Regions from separate parts of the Homo sapiens genome. Here region 2 is linked to region 1. The links are chromatin contacts, found by Hi-C or POLR2A ChIA-PET in ENCODE. All regions are on one chromosome and are shown on one strand. Each heading gives the region's core, a stretch centred on a gene start or an enhancer-like site at or near the end of the contact. The rest is flanking DNA. Distances are from core to core; before and after follow the strand shown. Region 1 holds the start of RRAGB (Ras related GTP binding B). Region 2 holds the start of TSPYL2 (TSPY like 2).

Region 1 (5,639 bases), core at 1,678-4,177:
CACTGCAACCTCCGCCTCCTGAGTTCAAGCAATTCTCCTGCCTCAGCCTCCCGAGTAGCTGGGATTATAGGCGCGTGCCACCACACCTGGCTAATTTTTGTAGTTTTAGTACAGATGAGGTTTCACTATGTTGGCCAGGCTGGTATCGAACTCCTGACCTCAGGTGATTCGCCCACTTTGGCCTCCCAAAGTGCTGGGATTACAGGTGTAAGCCACTGCACCTGGCCGAGACAGTACATTTTTATAAAAGAGTGGTTTAAGGGGCCAATTTGGCTGGTGAAGCCCGGGGGCAGTAGGTGTTGGAAGACATATTTGAAAGCTGCCTTTAGAAAGCAAGCACATATTAATTACGTCAAATGTTTTGGGGGATGAGATGACTAATGAAGATCAACTCACTCACTCCCAACCCCTTTGGAGCTGCCACTGTGGGAAAATCACTTAGTAGGCTATTGTGGATATCTAGGCCAGAGATTATGATAGCTGGAACAAAAAGAGTGGCAGTAAGAATAAGAGCAGGCAGGTAGTAGAAAATAGACTGATCATGACCTGGTCTCATTGACACGTATGGAGGGCAGTGAATCTAAGGTGACTTCCTGGTTTGGGACTCAGGATCTTTCATCAGACAAGGAAAGCCAGAATGGAAGCTTGTTTGGGGGTAGTTGGTTGGAAGGAGACAAAAGATTAGCTAGTGATAGAGCGAAGGATCACTAATCAGAGTAGAATAACTTTTTTCTTGAGGCAAGGCAGTTGTGGAGAAAAGGAATCACACAGGACCTCAAGTGGAAAGTGTGGGAGCAGACAGTGTAACTGCCCAACGGGTTCACCTTGCCTGCTGCCTAGACAGAGCTGATTTATCAAGACAGGGGAATTGCAATGGAGAAAGAGTAATTCATGCAGAGCCAGCTGTGGGTGAGACTGCAGTTTTATTACTCAAATCAGTTTCGGGGGATTGAAATTTTTAACAATAATTTGGTGGGTAGGGGCTTGGGAAGTGGGGAGTGTTGACTGGTCAAGTTGGATATGGAATCATAGGGGGCTCTAAGTGAGTTTTTCTTGCTATCTTCTGTTCCTGGGTGGGATCGCAGAACTGGCTGGGCCAGATTACTGGTCTGGGTGCTGTAAGTGAAACGAGGGAAGTTCCCCTATCCCCCTTGCAGGGCATGCCACAGCGGGAGTGGCTCACTGCTTCACAACCTCTAGGGGGAGCATGCAGAGGGGCAGGCTGTGGGGCTCCGACCCCATGGCAACCTCTAGGGGTGAATATAACATTTGGGTGGGAAGGCAGGAGTGCCTATCCTCACCTAGGTCCATGGGCACAGGCCCCAGGGTGGAGCCCTAGCCACGGACCCGCCTTTCTCTGCCCAGCACTTTCCTGCCCCGCTCCTGTATCATAAGCTGGTGCATCTGAATGCAGGGTCTGCAAAACATATCAAACAGTGATCTTAGGTTTTAAAACAGTGATGTTATTCCTGGGAGCAATTTGGGGAGGTTCAGACTCTTGCAGCTGGAGGCTGCATGGCCCCTGAATTGTAATTTCTAATCTTGTAATCTTGTGGCTAATTTGTTAGTCCTGCAAAGGCCGACTGGTTCCCAGGTAAGAAGGTTTTTTTGTTTTTTTGTTTTTTTTTAGTGGGGGGCAGCGGGAGGGAGAAAGGGCTATTATCAATTTTGTATCAGAGTTAAACTATAAACTAAATTCCTTCCCAAGGTTAGTTCGGCCTACGCCCAGGAATGAACAAGGACACCTTAAAGGTTAGATGTAAGATGGAGTCGGTGAGGTCTGATCTCTTTCACTGTCATAATTTCCTCAGTTACAGTTTTTGCAAAGGCAGTTTCAATAATAGTACTCTGTTTCCTGCAGTTTCTCTTCCTTCCTTCCCTTTTTTTCTTATCAAAGTAATATATGTACACACTTACGTGTAAATAATACATGTAGTATATCATATATTAATTATAAATAATATAATTAAACTACACATTTATTTAAAATAACATATTTATAACATATTATTTAAGTATTAGTTGATTATATTAAATATAATTAAATGTCATATTAATCTTATTATTATATATCATTTATACATTATAGAAATATATATAGCACAGAAGGGCTTCAGATAAAAAATAATAGTCCCCTGACATATCACGTCCTATCCCCTACCCCATTCTCCAGAAGGAACATCTTTGAACCCCTCTGGGCATTTTTCCTGGTGTGCATATCCCTACCAGTAGTCTTTCTGTTCTCAATTCTAGACTTCACTTATTTACAGATGGGGTCTCGCTATGTTGGCCAGGTTGGTCTTGAACTCCTGGCCTCAAGTGATCCTCCCTCCCCAGCCTCCCAAAGTGCTGGGATTAAAGGCATGACCCACCACTCCCAGCCCTAGACTTTATTTATTGACTTCTTACTATGGTACTTCCTTCACTTCCTGTTTTAAACAAGTGGGAAGATGAATGTGTGTGTTAAAATTCCTGATGAATCCCTGGTTTCAGCAATAACGATAATTTATACAGTATTTGCTATGTGGAAGACACAGTTCTAAGCGCTTTGGATGTATTAATCATTTAATTACAAACTCGATTGCAAGAATTAACAATAAAAAGCAGGAAGGCAAAGACAATGCTCGGTCTTCCCAGTCAAAAACCATTACCGGTAACCAGCAGTAAAAAAGAGAAGCTCAGAGGCACTGAAATTGCAACCGGCTCCTTTAATTCTCCATAGCGGATGGGTGGGGCCAGGCCCACCCACATTAGAGAGGCTGAAGGCTCCCAGCGCCCTACCCCGCCCGAGGGGCGGAGCCTGAGCCAAGGCCACGTGATGATGACAGACGGCACTCTGGCTTTCCTGGAGCTGTCTCTATGGTATTCTTCCCAGCCCACCCGTCCCTTTGGTAGCGGCAGTCACGTGACAGACTCCGGGGTAAGGCAGATGCCCACGTGATCCTGGCCTGCAGTTGGGTGGCTGCGGTGAGATACCTGGGTTCCTGAAGGGCGGGTGGTTAGGTCGTAACTACTGCCCCCGCCGGCTGACTCTCCGAGCGGCCGGGCTCGGAAGCCACGAGCCAGCTGAGGCGTTCTCCGCTTAGTGCCTACGGCATGGGTCAGCTCTTTCTGCCACCTCCGCCTTCGCGGTCCTCACCTCTTTGCGGGTGAAGTTACCTTTGGGTTTCCAGACCTTGGGGGCCTGAGGCCCAAACTCGGGACGAACCCCTAACCCACCTCTCTTTTCCTGTCATTCTCCAACTCTTACTTTGTACCACGGAATCACTTGGCCTTAAAGCTAGCCAGCTCGGCCGTGCCTTGAGGCCAGGTTCGAGAGATAAAGGTAACCGTGGGGAAAGCGGCCCCCCAGTGGACAAAGGCGGAGGCAAGAATAGAGCAGGCCTGAGGGCCATAGGCGATGAGAATAGGCAGTTGAGGGGTGAAAAAGAAAACAAACAAACAACAACAACAAACCCTGAAGAGTACTGAAGATTTAGAAGGGACTGGAAAGGACTTGTTGCGCAATGGAAGAATCTGACTCTGAGAAAACGACGGAGAAAGAAAATCTGGGGCCGAGAATGGATCCACCACTAGGGGAACCGGAAGGATCGCTTGGGTGGGTGAAGGGTATTTGTGAAACCTGGAAGTGGGGGTGTTCAAATTGAAGAGAGTATTGTGAATTAGAACACTTCTCCCCACCCCGCACCATGATAAATTGCTTTGATTTACCAGTAATGTTGATTGGGATTATGCTTTGGACGACAGGATAAACTGGAAAGCGAATTGGTGCTAACTGATCAGAAACAACCCTTGGGAAGGGGCTGATATTCCTGGTGGTGGTGCTGGGGGAGTGTTCTAATTAAAGCAGTTATGAGTTGCTTTGAATTATCAGTAAAGGAGATTTGCTGTCACCAGGTTGGGGATGGAAAGACTAGAAAGAAGATTTGCATTTCCAGGTCAGAGCTTGAGGGTGTTTTCTGTGCCAATTTGTACCTGAATTTGAGACTTACATCTACTTTGTGTCTGTGATGAGTGAAATAGGGCTTGGAAGGACAGCTGAAGGACTAAAAAGATACTTCCAGATTTTAAAATTAGGAGGCTGAATGTTTTTTATACATAGAAGATATTCAATACTCAGTCCTCAAGTAGAGGATATCAATATATTCTGTTTTTTTAGAAATAGAAGATATTGTTTGATTAAAGCAGCTGTGTTGCTTTGATTAAGATGATGAAAAATTGAATCTTGAATTTTAATGGCTCATTTGTATTCCTAAATAAATCTTCCTAGGAGTTCTCTCTTGAACTTCTAATTAGGAGATAGAGAGTATACACACAGTTTTATAATTTAGGAAAATGGGACCTCTATTCATCTGAGGTCCCACACACACAGCTGTACTCAGCCGTTGTACTAAACATGCTCTTTTGTACCTCCATGTTTATTTATACTTCATTAATTTCAATTTCTAAGGGAATTGGATCATGGAAACTGTTTTTTGGTTTATATCTGCAGGTGGGTGCTACCAAATACAGCCATGAAGAAAAAGGTAAGACGTGTTAGATACGTCAAAACCATGAAGGTAAAGGTAAGAAGTTGATATTCAGGAACTTTGTGACATATATACACCATCTTTTCTGGACTATTGCAGGAGCCTTCTGTGTGGTCTGTCTGACTCTCTTCTCCTTGTATGCTATCAGATTTAATTTTTCTAATATGAAAATCCGACTGAGTCATCTACATACTTAAGAACCTTTAGTAACTTCTTTAAGCCCATGGAATAAAATCCAAATGATTTCATGGCCCTTTAAAATCTGTTCCTGACCAAACCCTGTGCCACACTTATGCACCCTATCACAGCCCTACAGAATTTATTGTTCTCCAGATTTACAAATTAATTTGCACTTTGTGTAAGCCATATACACACACCATACAGGCCTCTGTCTGCACATTTATTTTTAACCTAACTCAAGTGTTACCACTATAAGGTCTTATTGAGTTCTTCAGATAGAATTGGACACACCTTCCTTTGTGCTCTCATAGTACTGTGCCCTACGTTGGGGTTTAGGCAGAATTGCTAAGAGTGCAGCTCAAGCTAATTTCTTAACCTTTTGGGGCTTCAGTTTCCTCATTTGTAAAATGGTAGTAATAATATTAACTGTATCGTAAGATTGTTGTGACGTTTAAATTAGTAAATGCCTGTAGAACACTTAGATCAGTACCTAACATGATTAGCCTTGGTAAGTCTTTCATAGGCAATTGAAAGAGGTACACTGTATAAATTAATAACCGAAGGAAATGTACCATATTTAGCCTTAGCTTCATCTAATAATTCAGTTCTGTAACTACAGTTTGCTAAGAGAATGTTCTTGATGAGCCTGTCTGAAGTTGCTTTCATTGAGAATGCCTAAAAGTACAGAAATTTCTACATGATTAAGAACAAAAATTAGCTTGATTTAATCATTCTGCATTGTATACATATATCAAACATTGCATTGTACCTCCTAAATATAAAGAGTTATTGTTTTTCAATTAAAATTTTAAAGTACAAAAGCAAACTTTTTGTAGCAACTTTAGACTGGCTCAGCAGTGGCATTTCCTTAGTGAGATAAAGTTATATAGCTACATTTTTAGATTAAATCAAGTCTGAGTGTAGTATATT
Region 2 (5,639 bases), core at 2,524-5,023, 2.6 Mb before region 1:
TCTTCCTGAGGATGGAAATCCACTCCAGCCCCACTAGGACTGATGTGGGTGCCATACAGGCAGGAGCAGCCCACCAGGAAAGTGTAAGGAGGGAGCTGAACTCCCCAGAGTAGCTGGACCACAGAGACTTGGGTCAGAGCTGATTTCAACCCCAGAATTGTCTCTCGGGTTCACCCTACTCTTCTGAAGATGAAAATTTGTTTGGGGCCTTGGTAACCGATAGCGGTACAAACTCCAAGGCACTGTGGACTTGAGTCCATTCCTATCTGACCTCTTTTTGTCCCCCTCAAGCCTCAGGGGCCTCAAGCCCCTCCTTAGTAGCCCTTGGCTGACTGGGCCCTGAGCCCCAAGCATCCTTCTTTCCCAACAACCCTCCTTCCCCATCCTTCCCCCACCCTTACCTACACCCAAAGTGGAGCACACTGCAGTCAGATTCTCCAGGAGGGAGATCCAAGCCTCCTCCCAGGGGTGGAGTCCACTCTGGGCTTACTTTGAGGCCTGTTCTGTGGATTGGTGAGCCAAGCTGGCACTCCTTGCCCTGGTCTTACCCAGGCTCTCTGTCCCCCTCTCACTTCCTGTGGGGCCGGAATCTGTATTTATCCATCCCCCTTTCCCTTCTTTATAGAAGTCCCTGTCCTAAACTCCCTCCCTAGCCCAAGAGAGCCCCAGAACTGGGGAAGCCTGACCCATACAGAATGGGGAGGGCACTCTAGGCAGGAGAGACATTAATGAGCCTGGCTGCAGAGTGGCCCTGGAAAGGCAGGCCAGAGTGGCTGAGAGGCTGGGAGTAGGGGAGCCTGTTCTCTCAGCGATAGTGATGGGGGTGCCTTTCCGAGGGGGTGGGGTGGGAAGACCAAGGGGGTGGGGGGTAGATAGGGTACATTTAGGAGGGTTTTCCTCCATTTCTTTTTTCTAACTGCCTGGATTCACCATTGGATTTTGTAAATGGAAAAACTGAAATGAACAATGCTATACTGGATGTTTTCTCTTTCTGACTGTGTGTGTGTGTGTGCGTGCGTGCGTGCATGTGCCCTGTCTGACCACATGTGGAGAGACATGATTGAGTGATAGTGTGTGTCTGTGTGACTTTGTGTGGGGAGGCACTCCTGAAGAAAACTTGCCCGGTGCACACACGTAAAATGCCTGTATATGGGGACAGATACAGCACGTGCATGCATACACACACACACACACACACCACAGTTGAGAGGAGACAAACTAGAGTATGTGCCCGTGGTAGGAAGTCGAGTGGTCAAGAGATGGATCTTGGAAACTACATAGGTCGGTAGCAAGAGGGTAGACTCCCATCTCACAAGATGGGCCTCCCTTGGCCCAGGCCCTGAGCACGGGAGGGCTGGGGCCGCCAGGGAACTTGAAAACCTCATCTCCTCACAAAGCCTGTAGCCCCATCTCAACCCCGTCTCAGTCTCCTTCCCAAACTCAAACAAGGTGTTCCTAAAATTGGACCACCATGGAGAATGGGGACTGGGAATTGAGGATCAAATGTGAGGGAAACTGATGAGGTTAGGAAATGCCCCCCACAAAGTAATGGCTTCTGGAGGGACTGCTCAGTCTGGGATGGGAGCCCTTCCTAGGGGCCACTGTATGCAGCTGGGACTTTGGTCAGCTTTGACCAAATTTAGAGGGAGGGATGTCATGGGGAAAAAAAACCCAAGCCCAGGAGTCTACCCAGCCAGCCTGCTCCCTAGACAGTTAATTTACTATCTGGTTATTCTCTCAGGTGCACAGAATTGAGTTGACCATACTCCTCAGTTCTTGGCACACTATATCATCATTGGTCCATGTGAGGCCCTTTTATTTTTTTTTCTTCAGTTTTGTCCCCTTCATCACCCATTCCTGATCCCATCCTCCCCGCCCCCTACACAGGCACCCACTCTCGTGTATTTAACGTACGTCCTTCCAATCCACCGTTCATGTGTTTATTTACATATATGTGTATCTGTGAAAAATGTATGGTATTGCTGTGTGTTTTAATTTACATAAACAGTATTGTACTATAAATCTTGTTGTTTCTTTTTTCACTCAACATTCTGTCTTTGAGAGATCCAGCCATGTTGCCGTATATAGATCTAATTCATTCTAGTGGTCCATCTAAAACATATATCACATTTTTCTTATCCACTCCCCTGATGATGGATCCCTAGGTCTCCTCTCTGCTCCGCGACAAGGCTGCAATGGGCAGTTACCTACACCTCTCTTGAGGGATGCCTAATTTAGGGGAGAGAAAACTGAAGCTCAGAGAGGGGCAGTGATTTGGTTAAGGTTACAAAATGAGGGGCACACCCATGATGTGAATCCCAGCACCAAAGCCAGCCCTCCACCACCATGCCTCACAAAAGACCATCCATCTCTGGTTTAAAAAGAAAAATCTTAAAATACAGCATACACTGGGGAAAGGGAGAGGAAAGGATGGAAAGGGGGAGAAATGAAGAGACAGAAAGTGCTAGAAAATTCTAGCAGATGAGCTGAATCACAATCATTTTTATGACGCAGAGGAAGTTACTTTTTTGTGTGTGTGATTATTATTTGTAGAGCCATTTTGCGGAGATGGAAAACGCCACGTCAAAACCTGGCCCCCAAACCAAACACCCTGGGTGCCTAAATTGCAGGCGCAGGCGGTAGGGCAGCCCGAGCCCCCGAGGAGCTACAGCAGAGTTCACCCAGGGGGCAAACGTGGGGGGTGGGGGAAGGGGCAGAAGTGGAAGGTAGGAAAAGAGGCAGAAGCGGGGGGGCGGGGGGCAGGGGTTGTGTGAGGGAAGGGGCAGAAGTTGGGGGATAGGGGAAGGGCAGAAGCGGAGGGCGGGAGGGTGAGGGAAGGGGCAGAAGTGGGGTTGGGGGGTGAAGGAAGGGGCAGAAGTTGGGGGATAGGGGAAGGGGCAGAAGTGGGGGTGAGGGAAGAGACAGTTGGGGGATGGGGGTCAGAAGCAGGGAATGCGGGAAGGGGCAGAAGGGGGGGTGAGGGAAGGGGCAGAAGCGGGGGAGGAAGGGGCAGAAGCGGGGGGTGAAGGGGCAGAAGCGGGGGTGGGGTGGGGGAAGGGGCCGAAGCGGGGGATGGGGGAAGGGGCAGAAACGGGGGGTGGGGGAAGGGACAGAAACGGGGAGTGGAGGAAGGGGCAGAAGCGGGGATGGAAAAAGGGGCAGCAGTGGGGGATGGGAGAAGGGGCAGAAGCGGGGGTGGGAGAAGGGGCAGGAGCTGGGATGGGGGAAGGGGCAGGACCCGGGATGGGGGAAGGGGCAGAAGCGGGGGTGGGGGAAGGAGCTGAAGGAAATGGGGGAAGGGGCAGATTTTAAAAGTGCGTAGTTGCTGAGGGGAGGGGGGCGGGGGGAACGATAACGAGGCTCTTCCAATTTCATGTGAGCACATCCTGCTCAGCGCCTGCGTTTGTTTTTCGTCTCGTTTTTTGGTCTTCAGAACCACTGGTACTTTTCCCATTGGATAAAACGCTGAGAGGGTGAGGGAGAGGGGCTTCTTCCCCAGCTTTCCTCGCAGCCAATCGCCCTGCAGTTTCCCTCCCGTCGCTGAGGGAGTCAGCCCGTTGATTGGCGGGCCCGAGGGGAGCCAATCGGAAACTGATGATGTGTGGTGTTGGCAAGCGGATTGCGTGAGAGCGGGCAGGGGTCGCGGGAGCGCGATCGCCGCCGCGGCGGCCGGCAGCCAATGGCCAGGCCGAGCGGACCCCTGCGTCAGGAGTGGGCGGGGCTTCGGCGATTGGCGCGGAGGGAGTAGAGCGGGCGCTGTGGGAGGGAACGCCAGAGCGAGGTGGTGAGGAGAGCTGGTTGCGTGAGTCTCCTCAGCTCTGCTTACCGGTGCGACTAGCGGCAGCGACGCGGCTAAAAGCGAAGGGGCGAGTGCGAGTCCCCTGAGCTGTACGAACGCGGTCGCCATGGACCGCCCAGATGAGGGGCCTCCGGCCAAGACCCGCCGCCTGAGCAGCTCCGAGTCTCCACAGCGCGACCCGCCCCCGCCGCCGCCGCCGCCGCCGCTCCTCCGACTGCCGCTGCCTCCACCCCAGCAGCGCCCGAGGCTCCAGGAGGAAACGGAGGCGGCACAGGTGCTGGCCGATATGAGGGGGGTGGGACTGGGCCCCGCGCTGCCCCCGCCGCCTCCCTATGTCATTCTCGAGGAGGGGGGGATCCGCGCATACTTCACGCTCGGTGCTGAGTGTCCCGGCTGGGATTCTACCATCGAGTCGGGGTATGGGGAGGCGCCCCCGCCCACGGAGAGCCTGGAAGCACTCCCCACTCCTGAGGCCTCGGGGGGGAGCCTGGAAATCGATTTTCAGGTTGTACAGTCGAGCAGTTTTGGTGGAGAGGGGGCCCTAGAAACCTGTAGCGCAGTGGGGTGGGCGCCCCAGAGGTTAGTTGACCCGAAGAGCAAGGAAGAGGCGATCATCATAGTGGAGGATGAGGATGAGGATGAGCGGGAGAGTATGAGGAGCAGCAGGAGGCGGCGGCGGCGGCGGAGGAGGAAGCAGAGGAAGGTGAAGAGGGAAAGCAGAGAGAGAAATGCCGAGAGGATGGAGAGCATCCTGCAGGCACTGGAGGATATTCAGCTGGATCTGGAGGCAGTGAACATCAAGGCAGGCAAAGCCTTCCTGCGTCTCAAGCGCAAGTTCATCCAGATGCGAAGACCCTTCCTGGAGCGCAGAGACCTCATCATCCAGCATATCCCAGGCTTCTGGGTCAAAGCAGTATCCTTCTAATCGATACTCCGTAGGTCAGAAGCCCGTGACAGGAAAGGGGAAGGTGGGGGAGGGACAGAAAAGGTAAAGCGGGTGGAGGAGAGCCAGAGGTGGGCATGATCCCCCTATCGGAAGACGGACTAGACTGGGTGGAAGAGGGATGGAAGGAGGAGGGCAAAACAGCAGAGAAGCTGGACTGGAGATGATGAAGGGTGGTGGAGGGGGGGCGGACATAAAAACTGGACCACAGATGGGAAAGGGGGAAGAGGAGGAACATAGCATTAAAAAAAGGATCACAGATGATAAAAAGGGGGAGGGTAGTAAAGGGGCACACAGCAAAAAAATTGGACCAGAGATGGTGAAAGGAGGAGGGGAGGGGCACGTAGAAGATGAACTGACTCAGAGACCTTGAAGAGGGAGGGGAATGGCACACAGCAGAGAAACTGCCCAGAAAGGGTGCTTGAGCCATACAAGGCTCTGTAAACCTAGATTTTTGCTTAAGATACTAGGAGACCCCAATCCTGGCTGGAGTGCCTTGCATTGGAGGGAGGGGGGCTGGAGCCCCTGAAAGATCAAGAGAGGGAGTGTCTAGGTATAGAGAAAAAGGAGTTAAATGAAGGAAAGGGGAGAGTAGACACATACACATACATGTAACATGTTAGGAACATGAGTCGAACATCCTAATAGAATTATGTGGATACAGACCCTTAGCCCTCATATGAAACAGCACATGGTAAGAGGCCCTTAGCACCCAGGCATACAATATCATTTAGACATAGGACCTCAGCTCCTAGACACAGTATTATGTGACCACAGGTCCTCAGCATGTAGACACATGGCATAACTTGACCACAAGCCATCAGAGCCATTCACACATCATGTGGACATGGACCTTCAACACCCATACATACAATAACGTGACCACAGGCCCTCAGC

The links. Hi-C counts contacts between places; a loop is a spot of excess contacts on that map. ChIA-PET counts read pairs that join two places held with the same protein, here RNA polymerase II (POLR2A). Pooled maps may share reads with other maps.
Region 2: a pooled map shows a loop between it and region 1 (7-fold over the local background). The contact joins the promoter of TSPYL2 here to the promoter of RRAGB in region 1. A Hi-C loop is called at or near these places in 1 of 37 single-sample maps with no recorded cell type and 8 of 50 pooled maps. POLR2A ChIA-PET finds 5 or more read pairs at or near these places in 1 of 52 experiments (activated B cell).

The regions. Positions count from the first base shown.
Region 1 is chrX:55,714,822-55,720,460 of GRCh38, forward strand. RRAGB (Ras related GTP binding B) reads left to right here and starts at 2,928. Exons shown (of 10, transcript NM_006064.5): 1 at 2,928-3,598; 2 at 4,493-4,526. The coding sequence starts at 3,507. RefSeq lists enhancers at 3,057-3,256, 3,417-3,546.
Region 2 is chrX:53,078,594-53,084,232 of GRCh38, forward strand. TSPYL2 (TSPY like 2) reads left to right here and starts at 3,774. Exons shown (of 7, transcript NM_022117.4): 1 at 3,774-4,712. The coding sequence starts at 3,906. GPR173 (G protein-coupled receptor 173) reads left to right here. Exons shown (of 2, transcript NM_018969.6): 2 at 1-2,022. RefSeq lists silencers at 3,639-3,748, 4,019-4,068, 4,099-4,148.